2 separate regions of the Mus musculus genome follow, and region 2 is linked to region 1. A link is a loop called in an ENCODE intact Hi-C map of the cell type or tissue named here. Cell type or tissue: left cerebral cortex. All regions are shown on one strand.

Region 1 (8,000 bases):
GATTATTTGGCGGGAATCGGGTCTCCTCCCCCTTCCTTCATAACTAGTGTCGCGACAATAAAATTTGAGCTTTGATCAGAATGAATTTGTCTTAGCTCCGTTTCTTCTTTCGCCCCGTCTAGATTCCTCTCTTACAGCTCCAGTAGCCATATCAGTCGAACTGTTCATGTTGCGAGCTGCTGGCGGCCGCAACAAAGTACTATTCAAAACTTCTGAATACTATCACCCAAAACTACAGTTTCATTTTGACCCTAAGTATAAATAGTATCTAAGCAAACAGTGTTTACAGCCAATATCATCTACTGTAATGAAAGTAATCAGAGTAAACCAGACTTCACATGAGTACTGGAAGATTTATACATGATACATAGGTAGGCATGATTGTTTGTTTGTTTTTGTTTTTCGAGACAGAGTTTCTTTGTGTAGCCCTGGCTGTCCTGGAACTCACTCTGTAGGCCAGGCTGGCCTTGAACTCATAAATTCGCCTGCCTCTGCCTCCCGAGTGCTGGGATTCAAGGTGTGCGCCACTACGCCCGGCTTGGTAGACATGATTCTTATAGGTATGTTTCTTTCGTATTGATTGGAGGTAGCACTACATAGTCCAGGCTGGTCTAGAACACATGTGCCACCACGCCTAGCTTAGTTTTGTAGTTTTCCTTTTAATTTGAAACTTAAAAGAAAATCATGTGTCTATATTGACACATGTGTTGTGTGTTTTGGGGAGTTGAACATGCACACATATGCTCATGTGTAAAGGTGAGATGTCAATTTCCAGTGTCTTTACTTAGGAAAAACCACCCTGGTTTTTTGAGACAGGTTCTCTCATTGACTTGGAGCTTGTATTTAGGCTAGGTTGTCTGGCCCAGAACCCCAAGGCTCCACCTGTAATCGCAGAGCTGGGAATAGAAGCACATACCATTCTGCCTAGCATTTTCATCTGGGTTCTAAGGATCAAACTTAAATCCTCATTCTTGCATGGCAAACACTATACCAACTATGCTATTTGCAGACTTTCTTTCTCTAAGGCCTTCTTAAATCCTCACAATTGCTAGCCAAGTACTCTTATCACTGAACTGTACCCTTAGTTTGTGTTTCTTCTTCTTTTTTAAAAAATTTTATTTTATCTGTATGAGTACACTGTTGCTGACTTCAGATATACCAAAAGAGGGCATCAGAACTCACTACAAATGGTTGTGAGCCACCCTGTGGTTGCTGAGAATTGAACTCAGGAGAGCAGTCAAGTGCTTTTAATCACTGAGCCATCTCTCCAGCCAGTTTGTGTTTCTTGATATTAAAAATAAAAGTGTTCCTAGTCCTTTCCCTCCAATATGTATTATCAAAATCATACTATTGCTTAATCTCTCAAGTTTCAATTATATAATTACAAATGGGGCTATAAGTCAATTTAATAAAAGTATAGCTTCAGTAGTGGCATTTACAGCTGGGCATGGTGGTGTATGCCTTTAATCCCAGCACTCAGGAGGCAGAGACAGGCAGATCTCAGGAATACACAAAGTAAATCCTGCTTCGAAAACCAAAAACAACAAAAAGGCATTTGCTTATTACTTTCAAGCTTGTGGATTAAAAACAAGCTTTCCACGAGATTTGACATTGTCAGAATACTTCTTGAAAAATAAAAGACCGTGCAAACAAAAGGTCTGGGCTGGCGAAATGGCTCAATGGGTAAAGTTGCTGCCAGGCCTGACAATCTGAGTTCAGTAGAGTTGAAGGGTCTTTCTTACAGACTAGTACTCCCGGGGCTCCCTGTTCCAGTCAGATAGGACTTCGTTTTGGTCTACAAATAAACCAAGATCATTCGTATTAAGAAATAAAACTCTCGGCGAAATTTAATCTTCAAATTAAGTAAAATGGGGAGGGGTTTAGCGTCTTCGTTTAAAGAGTTCTTAAAGTTTTACCTGAGTCCTATAATTTTATTTGCTAAACCTTTCAACCCTACAAAGACAAGGTCTTCCAAGCTCTTTACTACTTAAACCACTAACAGCTTTCGAAAACATGTCTGTACTTTTTCTATCATTTACTATGCTGTGTAGCTTTGACTCAGTCTTCCTGGGTTCCAAGGCGGATAGGAAACCTACCTCAAAACCTAACAACAACAAAAGCGCGAGGCTCAAGTACATTATGCATCTTGTGTTTTGTATCCTCAGAGCTCACAAGCTGGTGGAAGAAGCCGGCGGGCGGCTCGGAGCTCCTTAGCTACCACAAGCTCCACACTTGTCGTGCTTAGCTTCACTCGACCCGCCACACCTCGAAAGACCAGGGAACAGGTCCGCCAACTGTGCAGAGCGGACGTTGCAATCCTGGGGAGGAGGCCGGCGCCTACACACAGCCATAACCGGAGCAACTGGAAATGACAGAAAGCCTAGTGTTTCCCGGAGGCACCGCCCAGTCACTTCCGGTTCCGTAAGCCTATTGTTCCCGCCCTCAGCCTACACTTTCAACAAAACTTCGGGTTCTGGTAGCTCCCTCGGGCACTCTTATATTTCCTTCACTCTTCGCCTTTTACCCATGTTGAATAAAAACACCAAGGCGCTCGAAACTCGAGACCGGCGGTCAAGACAAGAAGGAGCTGGCAAGTGGCCTTGGCGAAAGTGCGAGTCGGGAACACCGCGCGCTTGATGCTCACACCCCGGCTTCTGCTTGCCGCCGACCGGAAGTCCACGGTCTGAATGGGTCTTGTACCCGGCCACGGCCGCTCCTCCCGGTGGACTTGACAGCGGGCGACTCTGGATCTCTGATCTCGTCGGCTGCCAGGTTCATGTGGAGGCTCCCGGGCCGCAGCGCGCTTCGTGGGGTCCGGTCGGTGGTGGAGCGGCGCAGCCGGGCCGAGGCAGGGACTCACGAGGCGGTGCGCGCCATGGAGCGCGCGGTGGTGCGCTGTGTGCCCTCGGAGCCCAAGCTCAGCCTGTCTTTCGCGTTGGCCGACGGCAGCCACAAAAACATGCAGAGGGACCAGAGCGAGCCTCTGGGCCGGGCCCTCAGCCGGATCGCTACCAACGCCCTCAAGGGACACGCAAAGGTAGCGGCCGCCAAGAAGAGCAGGAAGAACCGAGCCCACTCGAGCGGTGGCGCGGCCTGTGAGGCTACAGGGCCTGAGCCGGTTGCGACCTGCGAGCCGGTGGTGAAGCTGTACTACCGGGAGGAGGCGGTGGCCGAGGATGTGCTCAATGTGGACGCCTGGCAGGACGGAGCGGTGCTGCAGATCGGCGACGTCAAGTACAAGGTGGAGCGCAACCCGCCCACCTTCACGGAGCTGCAGTTGCCGCGCTACATCATGGCTGGCTTCCCTGTGTGCCCCAAACTCGGCGTGGAATTTGGGGATCCCGCCAGCTCCGTGTTCCGCTGGTACAAGGAAGTCAAACCCGGGGCGGCAGAACCTGGGGACAGCGGCCCCGCGTCCTCGTCTCACTCTTCGCAGCCTTCAGCTTGGATCGAGACCGGTGTGGACGAGCGCGTCTACACCCCGTGCAATGCAGACATCGGGCTCCGGCTCCGGCTTCACTGTACACCGGGCAATGGGCAGCGCTTCGGGCCAAGCCGGGAGCTAGAAAGCCTGTGCCCGGTGGAGGCCGGGCCTGGCACCTGCACTTTTGACCATCGACATCTGTACACCAAGAAGGTGACGGAGGACTCTTTCATCCGCACTGTCTCCTACAACATCCTGGCAGACACGTACGCCCAGACTGAGTTCTCTCGGACGGTCTTGTACCCGTACTGTGCCCCCTACGCCCTGGAGCTTGACTACCGCCAGAATCTCATACAGAAGGAGCTCACAGGCTACAACGCAGACCTCATCTGTTTGCAGGAGGTGGACCGCGCGGTGTTCTCCGACAGCTTGGTACCGGCCCTGGAGGCCTTCGGGCTGGAGGGCGTGTTCCGAATCAAGCAGCACGAAGGCCTGGCCACTTTCTACCGGAAGTCCAAGTTCAGGCTCCTTAGTCAACATGACATCTCTTTTCAAGAAGCCCTCAAGTCGGACCCACTGCACAAAGAATTACTAGAGAAGCTGGCTTTGAACCCATTAGCACAGGAGAAGGTCCTCCAGAGGTCATCTGTCCTTCAGGTCAAGTAGCTCTGCTTGTTTTCTTCATACTCGCCCAGGATTAGGGGTTGCCGGAGTATAGGGGGTTGGGTATTAGTACTCGTCATTGGAAATACGCATTTCTTTAAAGTGTTTTTGCTCCAGCATCTTGAAAGTGTAGCCTGTTCCTTAATTCAGCACATTTTAACCTCTCCTAGTGTGCCTATCCTGCCGCAGGTTGCCTTCAACAAGATGAATAGAGACATTCCTTAGTGTTTACAATCCAGGTAGACATAGTAACTTGTCACGTACCGTTTTAAGAGCACTTTAAAGCACTCCCAAGTCTAAGTCCCTCCTGTTTTAAGATGTTTCGTCTCTATTGTTAACTAGTGTGTAAGAAAAAGTAATTGGCTTATCTGTTTTTACAGATACTATCCTTTTTTAATAAATGAGAAAATGTTCCTAATGTCCTTATGCTAGTTGAAAGAAGTATGAAGGGCTGGAGAGATGGCTCAGTGGTTAAGAGCACTCACTGCTCTTCCAGAGGTCCTGAGTTCAATTCCCAGCAACCACATGGTGGCTCACAACCATCTGTAATGGGATCTGATGCCCTCTTCTGGTGTGTCTGAAGACAGCAACAGTGTACTCACATATATTAAATAAATAGATAGATAGATAGATAGATAGATAGATAGAATGGGATCTGATGCCCTCTTCTGGTGTGTCTGAAGACAGCAACAGTGTACTCACATATATTAAATAGATAGATAGATAGATAGATAGATAGAAAGAAGTATGAAGCCAGGATTCATAGCCACTTGACAATGTTAGCATTATTGTTCAGGGTGTGAACGTAGCTTTAATCTGTGGGTTTGTGTTTTGTTTTATTTTATTTTGTTTCCTTTGTTGAATTTTGTTGATATTTTTGAGATGAGGTCTCACTGTGTATCGGTGGATGTCCTGAACTGGATATGTAGGCCAGTCTAGCATGAACCACTGAGAGTCACCTGCCTCTTAAGTGCTGGGATTAAAGTTGTGTGCTACTAAGCTCATCGTCTTTAAGGGCATTTTCAGAGTTTTTTATGTAATGGGTTTTGTTCTGAGTAAAGGAATGTCTACCCATTTTCAAGCACCACTGTGTTCTGTGCACTCTTATGTAAGTTCATTTAATTGAATACACACATCTATGAGGGAGGTGATATGGTTTCTTTACCTTACTCCGAGGCACAGTGCTGTAAATGCTAGACTGTTCAAACAGATCTGACTCCAGGACAAGTAAGTGCTTTCACACTTGAAAACAGTTTAATCTTTTTTTTTTCTTTTTTTTTGGTTTTTCGAGACAGGGTCACTCGGTAGACCAGGCTGGCCTCGAACTCAGAAATCCACCTGCCTCTGCCTCCCAAGTGCTGAGATCAAAGGTGTGCGCCACCACTGCCTGGCAGAAACAGTTCAATCTTAAATTTATCAACTACAATGTATTTTTTCATAATGGTGTATATTGGATGGTTACTAAAATGTTATATTTACTCATGTTACATACCTTAAAACTTGTAGTGTCAGATTTAAAACTTGGTGTCTTAGTTTTCAAGAGATTGTGGAATGAAATAGCTCAGCCTGAGAGTCAGGTATTATGGCACCTGCTTTAATCCCAGAACTTTGGAGGAAGAGGCAGATGACTTTTATGAGTTCCAAGGCCAGGCTAGTTTACATAGTGAGTTCTAGGACAGCCAGGAGTATACAGTGAGAAACTGCCTCAAACAACCAACACCAAAACCAAAAATACTTTCAGGAGATCGGCAGACACCAACTGAACATTGATGTTTCCTATTACAGATTTCAGTTCTTCAGTCTACAACAGACTCTTCCAAAAAGATATGTGTTGCTAATACCCATCTCTACTGGCACCCAAAAGGTAGGTTTTCTTTAGCTTTACAATGACTTAAACATTGAGACTCAATGTTATTAAAGCTGTACGCACACACACACACACACACACACACACACACACACACACACACAGGCTAAATATAAAGGTGAAATAATAGCCTGTAGAATCTGAGTGACATTCAAGATAAGAGTTTGATAGGGCTCGGGTTGTGGTACACACATGTAATCAGCTCTGAGGATGCTGTGGCAGGAGGATTTCAAGTTCTAGGCCAACGTGGATTTCAAAACTCTTATCAAAAAATCAAAAGTAAGGTGTGTGTGTTGAATGTAATTCAGGTACCATGATTTGTGGGTGCAATGTGCTCTCAGGGTGGGAGGTGCTTTAAAAAATACTTAGCACTAATTTTGTTTGTTTGTTTGTTTGTTTGTTTGTAGGTGGATACATTCGTCTCATTCAAATGGAAGTAGCCTTGGTTCATATTAGACATGTCTCACGTGATCTCTATCCTGGCATACCAGTTATATTTTGTGGAGACTTTAATAGTACACCATCAACAGGCATGTATCATTTTGTCATCAGTGGCAGCATTGCAGAGGATCATGAAGACTGGGCTTCCAATGGGGAAGAGGAGAGATGCAGCATGCCTCTCTCACACTGTTTCAAACTGAAGAGTGCTTGTGGTGAACCTGCCTACACAAATTATGTCGGTGGCTTTCACGGATGTCTAGATTACATTTTCATTGACTTAAATACTTTAGAGGTTGAACAGGTGATTCCATTACCTAGTCATGAAGAAGTTACCACCCACCAGGCCTTACCTAGTGTTTCTCATCCTTCTGATCACATAGCACTTGTATGTGACTTAAAATGGAAATAGATTTTACTTCACTAACTCTGAAAGGAAGCTAGGAACTGTCCAAAAAAATGTAATATGAAACAAAGCCCATATATCAACCTTCAGTGAGGCAACACCAGACTCAATGGTCATTCCCTACTGGTTATGTTCCAGACGGCTTTGTTACAGAACTAATTCATCTTTGCATCATATAATATCGTTATCCTCCTTTTTAAAATTCCCTACATTTAGAGGAAAACATATTTATGACTAGCAAGAAGAAAATTGAATTATTGTGTACATTTTATAAGTTTTTTTAAGCTGGTAATTACGACTTTTAAGTACTATTTGAATAATCTCAATTTTTCTTTCACAGCACATTTTACATTGAATTATGTTAATATAATTGGGGAAGGAGGGGACATGTAGGTAAAACGTGAGAGACTTCAGAGACACATGGAATACATTAGTCTGTCACTACCTCAATTTGGTTAGAATTTATTATAATTTTGGAGCTTTAACAAAAGATTAAAATGTACCATTACCAATTCTTATAGCTTCTTCGTTTTTCAGTTAGCAAGGTATTTTCCTTCCTGCGTTGTTTTCAGTGTACAAACGACGGTTCAAACGCGTCTACTTTGTCTTCTTACTTGCACTTGAGCTCATTTTAATAGTAGGATACAAGCACAAAAGAGTATTCAAAGGGACGGGGACTTGACTTGATCCCTTGCCTTTGCTCTTACTCATAAAATATAAGCACACAGGGAAAAGGGGAAGCAGGCATGGTGCTTTATAGCTGTAATCCTAGTGCTCAGGTACGTGAGGCAGGACTGCGTCGAGGTCAGTTCTGGTCTGGGTTACACAGTTCAAGGCCAGCTTGGGCTACATACATAGGAAAAAAGGGGACAATGGGTTTTTGTCAATATCTGAAATAAACTTTTTATAGATGTAAGCATTATAGCTTGAGGAACAGAATAGTGCCACATAATTTATATAAAAAATTTGAAGATGAAGCCAACATTTGAAGATGAGAAATTCCAAGCTGTGTTGATTAGTATCTAGTTTAGATGCTTTTACTGCATTTGTTCTCACCATGTCTGCTTGGTGATGCTTTAGCGGTTGCTTTGTCATGTCCAGGTTTAACTGTAGCATAAGCATAGCTTTCTGCACTTAATTTCTAGCATAGATAATAAAGGCCTCTTACCTCAAAAAGAGGTCTTATTTTCCAAGTCTTCAAA
Region 2 (8,000 bases), 250 kb before region 1:
CTTAAAACCACTCACAAATCTTTATTCACTAATGGGGTTATACTTTCCCTTTTCCCAGCTGTTCCTTCCATTGAGGGTTCTAATGAGCTTAGTATCCTCTGTCAGAGGAAGGTCCTGGTGGCTAGGTACCTAGTTTGTAGAAGGACCTTGTCCTCTGGGGGTTGATGGTCTTTGTTGTCAGGAACAAAGTGGGGAGGGACACTGGCCATCAGCACTCAGACCTCCATGATGTTCCCAGTTGGAGATGTAGGGTAATAGGGACTGGGTGAATCCCCACCCCGCCCCAGCCTCAGCAGCCTTGAGGGCCTCAGGATTAAGGCTTCCAGGATAACACCAGAGAAGCAACTCTGGGAAAGGCTCCTGAGTGGTGGTAGGGCTTGAGGGAAAGTCATGGGGGTGAGGGAGATTGCAGTAGGGAGGGGTGATCATTATGTAGGCTGACTTGGGAGATGTGGGTGGCTATGTTAAGTGCACTTAGGCATTGCTTGTGCAAGCGTTCCCTGGGGTCCAGGCTCAGAGTCACCCAAGTCTTAGCCTGTGGGTTATTATGTTGCAGGACCATTATGGTTTGGGGGTCCTGCAGAAAGAGGGTCAACTCTCTTATATGATTTTTCCTTAGCCTTAAATGTGTAGGGATTGTGCTGTAGATACATCAGTTGTATCACTTGGGCCTGGGCATGCTACAGTTACTTGTCTGCATTTTGACCAGTAGCTTTATGGTGATCTGATATAACGAGAAGTAGCATGGACACATGGTGGAAAGAAAAGCCAGCAGTACAAGGTCATCAATTCTGAAGGAACACGCTGAGATTCTTTGGGGTTGAAATAATTAAATTAATTCTTATTTGAAGAAGTATATTATATTATTATGAAACTAGTTCTGTCATCCATTTGGGTATTTGAAATTTTTAGTGTAGTATAAAACTCTCTAGTTTAATATAAAGGTTTTACTTTTTTTTTCCTTTTAGATTTGTGATTCTGTTGGACTGGCAAAACAGATAGCTTTGCATGCTGAACTGGTAAGAATCAGAGCCACTTAATTTCCAAGGCTGTCTAAGCTAAAGCAGTGTAATAAAAGCTCTTTCATACTAGCAGTAAATAAAGTTATATGCTAAACAAGATCAATGGTAGGTGCTGTTTCTTGTATAGCATTGGGAATCTGGAGCCAGGCCTAGCACTTGAGAGGCAGAAACAGGTGGATCTCTGAGTTCAAGGCCAGCCTGGTCTACAGAGTGAGTTCCAGGACAGCCAGAGATACACAGAGAAACCCTGTCTCTAAAAAAGCAAAGAAGTCCCAACCAAATAAAAAAGAAAAGACTCTGGACTAGTGTGTGTTGTAGAATGAAAACTATTTGTATGCCTAATGTAAATGTACTGAAAAGTTACAAAGCTCATATTAATAGAAATAATGTAAAATTTAAAGTTACTTCCTATTTAACATATCTGTTTTATTTACCCTTCCCCTTTTTAGGATCGTAGGGCATCAGAAAAACAAAAAGAAATAGAGAGAGTAAAAGAGAAACAGCAGAAAGAGCTCAGCAAACAGAAACAGATTGAGAAGGTATGTAGTCCTTTACGTGGAATTGATGAGGACTGATTGAGCACTGTGACTTTGAGATTAACTTCCAAATGGAAGTCCATTTCTGCTTGTTGATTCATTGCATAGCAAGAAAGAGCTGGCATCCGAATTGTGTGGAAGCTGCTGTGACGTATCACTTGCTCTTAAAGCAACAAACCAGAATTTTCATATACCAAGTAGGGGTCTCTCTGCAAAAATTCTTTTGAGAGATTTTAAGTAGACATAGTTGTATTGTTGAAAGCCACATTGACTGTGGGAAGGAGAAATCGTTATTTTGGGTATTGGCAAGAGTGTGATATTCATATATGTATACACATACACATGCATATGTATACATACAGACCTATAAACGTGCATGCTCACAGTGTTCAGCACAAGTTGGTTCTGGAAACCTGACTGGGGTGACAGGAAATGAAGAAAGAATGGATACTGAAGAAAAGACAGACACATTCCCAGAAAAGCTGGGATAGGTTCTCTTTCTGATGGAGTAGAGCCAACTACTACACAACAACCCCCAAACTCAGATTTTCTTATGTGCACAGCATTGGAGGTGTGGGATAGGTAGTCTCTGTGTAGGTGTCTGTAGAGAACAGTTTCAGGTTAGTGTCATTCCTGTAGTAGGAGGAAGGAAGAGGACGCTGTGCTTGCTAGTTTTTGCACTCTGAACATCTGCACACAGACCAGAGGAAGGCTTTGTTACTTCCTGTGGGCTTGAGACACTGTAGTCTTTGACAAGGCTGTGCTCATGTCAACAGTGCAGTCACTCAGGCCTTCCTCCATTCTTCTATAACACACTTTTTTTTTATGCTTATTAGAGATAAATTTAATATATGTATTATGAGATGTAGATACATAAACCTGTAAAAAGTCTAAAATATAAAATACTCACATGACATAGAACTGTGATTATGAGATTATACAAAGTATTAGAGACCAAATGTATAACACACTTTTAAAGGAGGTTTTGGTCCTAAGGATCAAACCTATGAAAGAGTCATTCAAGGGCGTGGCATCGATGGTAAGAAAGAAGAGAGAAGGTAACTGGGGAACATGGATGTGAAGAGAACACAGGAACTGGAAGTGAGCTGGGTACAGGGCTGAGAAGAGAAAATGGCAAAGACAGCACAGAAAGAAGGGCAGCTTAGGAGAGGGGAAGTGACACTTGATTTAGCAAGATAAACAGGGCAGGAGTAGAGAAGACCTGAAGAGTGTATAGTGGGTGCAGAGTGGTGTATGAGAGAAGACAGTCAGAACTCAGTTATTAGCCACAAAAGGAGGGGGGCTTTGCTCTTTCTTAATTATTTTTTTTGCATGTTTGCTTTTTGGGATTATTCAAATGGTGCCAAAATTCATGCTGGTGTTTTCATTTGTTGCATCTAGCCTTTCTTTTCATTAGGTTATCAGAATGAGTGCATGTGACAAGATTGGAACAGCTCTCATGTATAGTAGAGCTCCATCGGAAACTGCATAGTTTTTTATCTGACTGCTGACAGTTAAATTTAGTTTCTTTCTTTATCTTTCCACCAGGACTTGGAAGAACAGAGTCGGTTGATAGCTGCCTCCAGTAGACCAAACCAGGCTGGTAGTGAGGGCCAGCTTGTTCTTAGCAGTAGCCAATCAGAGGAGAGTGATTTGGGAGAAGAAGGGAAAAAAAGAGAGTCGGAAGCATAAACTTGTTGCTGCTTTTTGAGTTCTCATTTCCCTGGGATGTGGCACAGCGTATCCATGCTGAAGATCATGGAAGAGATAAGCTTTACAGTAGTGTGCTTCAGCTTCATTTAAAAAGACTGAACTTGATAACCGGTTATAGCGAACATTTCCCCGTAAAAATAAAATACTATGCATTGTCATCCAACTCTGCTTTCCTAAACAAGACCTGCTTACTTTTCTGTAGTAGATTGCTGAGGAATTACAGGTCTTCAAGATATTTTTCCTTTAAATTGTGAACATTTTATCTTGCACTGTAATTGGCTGTCTCCATAAGGAATGATTTATTCTTGGATTCTGACATTCCTGTGTATACTCTCCCTTTCATTAGGAATGTTTTATTGGTAGTGAGGGAGGGCTCAATTGAGTGAGCTTAACATCCTTTATGTGGAGAATTCTATAAGTGTGCAAGTGTTGTAACAATATTGAGTGTGCAATAGAATTTGCACAAAATCACAAGGACGGGGCAGGTGGTGCTGTTGACTTCAGGATGTTTTGTGGCTTGCTCCATTTCTCTGATGTACTAGATCATGGCAGTGGGAGACCTCAAGTGTCTGTTGGTGTTTGTGTGGCACTTGGTATTTTGTTACCATCTTCTCAGTTCTCAGGTTGGGACTTTACTTATTGCTGCAGAACAGGAAAGGTTAGAGAGTAAGACTTCAGAATTTATTGAGATTGTTGTTGTTCAAACATTTTATATTAGAATTGACATGTAAAGGGAGTGTTGTAGACTGATACATTGTATTTTCTGTATTGTGAAATAATTTTTAAATGACAATGAGTGACATTTCAAAAGATGTTCTATAACAATTATGTTTATTGCTTAAATAAAAATGTGCAGTTTAGTTTAGAAAACAATCTTTTGAATTTCAGACTGATAACCCCAGTATTTTCATAATCCCACATTTTGATAATGTATTGAATTGCCACTTTTTATCCATAAAGGCAAATAACTAATTTGAGTGTAGAATAATTTGCACTAATAATTGTAAATACTTTTACTTTTCAAATGAGTAAAAGGTCTAATTCCATGAAAGACTGAAAAGGAACTGAACACCTCATATAGTGCAGGACAGAGTTAGCGTGTACTGAGGGTGATTCTGTCAAAACTTTCTTTACTAGGACTTTAAACTGTGTTTACAGATTTTATTTTCATTCATTCTACATGAAAAGGTGTGTGTGTGTGTGTGTGTATATATACACACACATATGTATACAGGTTAAATATATTGATTAGTATTTTACATAGTCATACATTTAGAGATTTTCAAAAGGTTAACCACTAATTTCACAAGTAGTTTCTCTTTGTTCTGAATTAGAAGTTTTAGTTTTCAGCTTATAGCTCCGTTTCACACTCTGTAAGTACACTGTTTTCTGTAGGAACAAGATAACGATATATATAGGATCATATTCTTTTTCTCCATTTGCCAAATGAGACTAATGGTTATTTACTACTCTTCAAAGTCTTCTGTTACCCAAACATACAGTTAATAATTATCAATTTATGGAGTGCATTTGGCTAAAAGTCTGTTTTGGGCTTACTAAAGGGAATGCCTTCATAGTAAGTAGTGTTTCCTCTGTTAAAACTGTGAACTGCTGTGGTTAGACCGTGATTAGTGGTGACAAGTCTTGCTTTTAAAACTTTTTTTGATATTGGTAAGGCTTCTTGTTTTGTTGTTGTTGTTGCTATTGATTTTATTTTGTTTTTGTTTGTTGATTTTCGCAGTGATCAGTTACTAAACTACCACAGAGCCACACCCCCACCCCAGGTTTTCAGTTTCATGAATCTTTTCTTGATGGAAGACGTCATGCTTGCTTCAGATGAACTGTGTTTTATAGTAAGAGTAGTCATCAGGAGGCACTTTTATTTGGTTGGTGCTTTGCATGGTAACAAAATAGTGATATTTGGATAAAAATTTAGGCCAGAGGTAAGAATTTTCTAATTCTTTTTAAGTCATGTTTCATAGGAACTCCCCCAGTTGTGTTCATGTCCATGGGTCAGACCAAAATGTGTTCCAGTGCCTAGGACGCATTCTGAGTGGATCAGTCCGTTTCAGTGATTTAACTTGTATCACTATTAAACTGTATGCAATTCTGCACATCAGCTGTAGTCAGCTCTCTGCTTGAAGAAGGCTCCTGTCAGCTTCTTCCTAAATGTTAGTACAGATGTCATTCTGTTATACTATCCGCCAAGATCTCCCACAACTTTTTTATTTTGGGGGAGGCACAGAATTGATTTTCTTGTTCTGAGTTTGGGTTCATTCCTGTCACGGTCACTGAGCCAAGGCAAGTAGACCTTGCCTCTTCAGTCTTAGTCCTGCGGGCGTCTGCTCAGATTCTCTTCCATATTCAAAATGCCCTGGAAAAGCTTCACTGTTTTAATACGTCCTAGATGTTCAACTGAAGCAGAGCGAAGAAATGGCCCTCCCAGCCCCATCCACCTAAAACAAAACCAGCAGCTGCTGCTACAGCCATTATGAAAAAATAACACAAACTCTTCTTAAAAAATAGATCACACAGAAAGAACTGAGGGCAGATGCACCTGGGGGGAGGGGGGGGAGGGCTGCCCCAGCCACGGGGAGAGGCCTGGGTGCTGAGATGACCCTGCAGGGCTGGGGTGCTAGTAGGTGGCTGCCTCCTTCCTTCTGCCTAGCCTCTGTAGTGTGGGCTGGATCCCAGGCATCTTCTGCCCTCTCCCCTGAGGGATCCTGGCCCCTGCTGAGGACTGGTACCTATTTCTCATTAAAGTGGCTTTGATCAGGAAATGAGATGGACACCAAGCATGAGTGAGGGCCACTGCCTGGCTACATGTCTCCCAGCTTTTTAGAAATTAACAAAGTTGCTTTTTAAAAAATGAAATTTAGCCTACCTAATTATACTCTGCATTCTGTTACCTATAGCTAATCTTGTTTTTTTCCATTACTTAATGATTGATTGGTGTTCAATTTCAAAAGTGTTCCAAGCTCCACAGTGTTGGGATGAGGATGTTGCCGTTATTTTTGAGAAAAGGATCGTAAGATGTGCATAACATTGTAGGTAGCATGGTTTTGTGCAGTGAACACACAAGTAACTACAGGAGCTGCACTCTTCACAGTTTGAACTGACAGTGCTGGCAGACCCTTAAAGCAGAGTCTTCTGACACACGAATGAAAGGAAATATTTGCTTCTAATAACAGTCTGAGCATTTAGATCATACTTTTAAGTATTTAAACACACCATTGTATATGGCAAGCAAACTTTTAATTTTATTTTTAGCAAGTTTATTTCTCTTTGAAATTGTCATTCTACATTAATAACATAAAGATTTTAAACTAGAACCATACTGAACTTTTTTAATGATAAGATGAAATGGACTTTAAAGGAAAAATTATTTAAAACTTTGTTAATAAGCCTCAATAGCATAAAATACTAATGTTAATCAAAATACTTCTAAGTATTTTTAAAGTACTTTAAAAATCTCCATCGGGCTAATTCCTATGTATTTCTTTTCCAGGAATATTATTCTTAATAGCATAAGCTTATTAAGACTAAATGGAAGTTGAAGGATTAGGCACACCTAGAGCAGTGGCTTCACCGTTTGATTCTCATTTCTCTGTGGTTTCCACCTCTTATCAGGAGCTGCCCTGGAAAGGATCCGGTCATGCTGCCTGCCTCTTTTCATCTGTCATGATGGATTTCATCCCTTTCACGGGCCTCTCCATCCTCTCTTTCCACATGGGTTGTGAGCCCAGCATTCCTGTCTCTGGCTTCCTGGGCCACTGCTCTAAGTTTCTCTTCATGCTTCTTTTCTTTTTGAGTCATCTTACTTTCTACTTGGGCTTGCATTTCCACTGCTGCTCAAGCCTTCTGATCAGCAATGTATAGTGTTTCAGCCAGTTTGGCAAATTTTTCACTTATATGGACCATCTGAAGTCCTCTTCCATCAGCAGCTAGCCATTTATCTAATGGAATGGTATACCCCTTAGAGTTCTTCCACTTGGAAATACAAGGAGGGATTTTCCACTTCTGCTGTTTCTTTACAGTCATCTTCTGAAGAGGAGAGTGCATTACAAGTGCAGGAGGAGATGATGGTCCCTGAGGGATTTTCGTATTAACTTTGAATCTTGGATGCTCCATTTGGTCTTTTTGCATTTCTGCTATCCAGTTAACCCTGTTTCGCTCCAGAATTGAATGGTACTCCTTCTGATGTGGTGTGTCACTGGTGAGCTGAGACATGAAAGATGACTCATTCTTTCTGAGATAGGGTTTTTCTGTGTAGTCCTGGGAGCTCTGGAACTCTAGACCAGGTTGGCCTAGATCACATACCCGCTTGCCTCTGTCTCCCAAGTCAAAGGCAGCAAGGAGAGACTACTGTCCATACTGAACTTTTAATGAGTCTCTGGCTATACTTGTGAGTAACCAGCTTCAGTTACGTGAATACTGGGGACTAAGTGATAATTTATGTGTAAGACTGCTTTGTATGTTTTGTGGTTTTGTAATGTAAGTAAATTGATTAACTTTTATTTCACTGATATTAACCAATTGTGCAGTGTACAATTAAACATTCAGTATCCCTCTTTAGAATTGGGTTTGTGATCATGGTGTGGCTTGTGGAGCAGAGGACTTACTTTCTCATTTGTCAAAATAGGTATTTGCAGACAAGGCTTCGAGAAATATGTCGTTGGATTTTTTAAATGTATAATAAAGTCCATGATTTTTATACAGTATTTTTGTA

What was found. A loop is a pair of places that touch in the nucleus more often than their neighbours do. Peaks named below come from ENCODE experiments on the same cell type or tissue, not always from the same donor. Only the 100,000 strongest peaks of a DNase experiment are listed, where the experiment ranks them.
Region 2: a loop joins it to region 1, with 2.8 times the contacts of the local background. A loop is called at or near these places in 3 of 42 quality-filtered maps.

The regions. Positions count from the first base shown.
Region 1 is chr14:26,664,329-26,672,328 of GRCm38, reverse strand. It overlaps Pde12 (phosphodiesterase 12), which reads left to right and starts at 2,483. Exons shown (of 3, transcript NM_178668.3): 1 at 2,483-4,081; 2 at 5,873-5,951; 3 at 6,362-8,000. The coding sequence starts at 2,777. The coding sequence ends at 6,804. It overlaps Mir7672 (microRNA 7672), which reads left to right and starts at 2,721; the gene lies at 2,721-2,782. In left cerebral cortex, CTCF peaks have their summits at 1,204 (motif pointing right), 2,894, 3,095 and 4,679 (motif pointing left); DNase peaks (open chromatin) are centred at 2,610, 3,204, 3,760, 5,196 and 1 more place; H3K4me3 peaks cover 3,776 bases; H3K27ac peaks cover 1,614 bases.
Region 2 is chr14:26,918,978-26,926,977 of GRCm38, reverse strand. It overlaps Appl1 (adaptor protein, phosphotyrosine interaction, PH domain and leucine zipper containing 1), which reads left to right. Exons shown (of 22, transcript NM_145221.2): 20 at 969-1,019; 21 at 1,472-1,561; 22 at 3,107-7,990. The coding sequence ends at 3,250. It also overlaps the pseudogene Gm41115. Among named protein-coding and RNA genes, the nearest start is that of Asb14, 28 kb to the right of the region's middle. In left cerebral cortex, no CTCF peak of the experiment used is centred here; no DNase peak of the experiment used is centred here.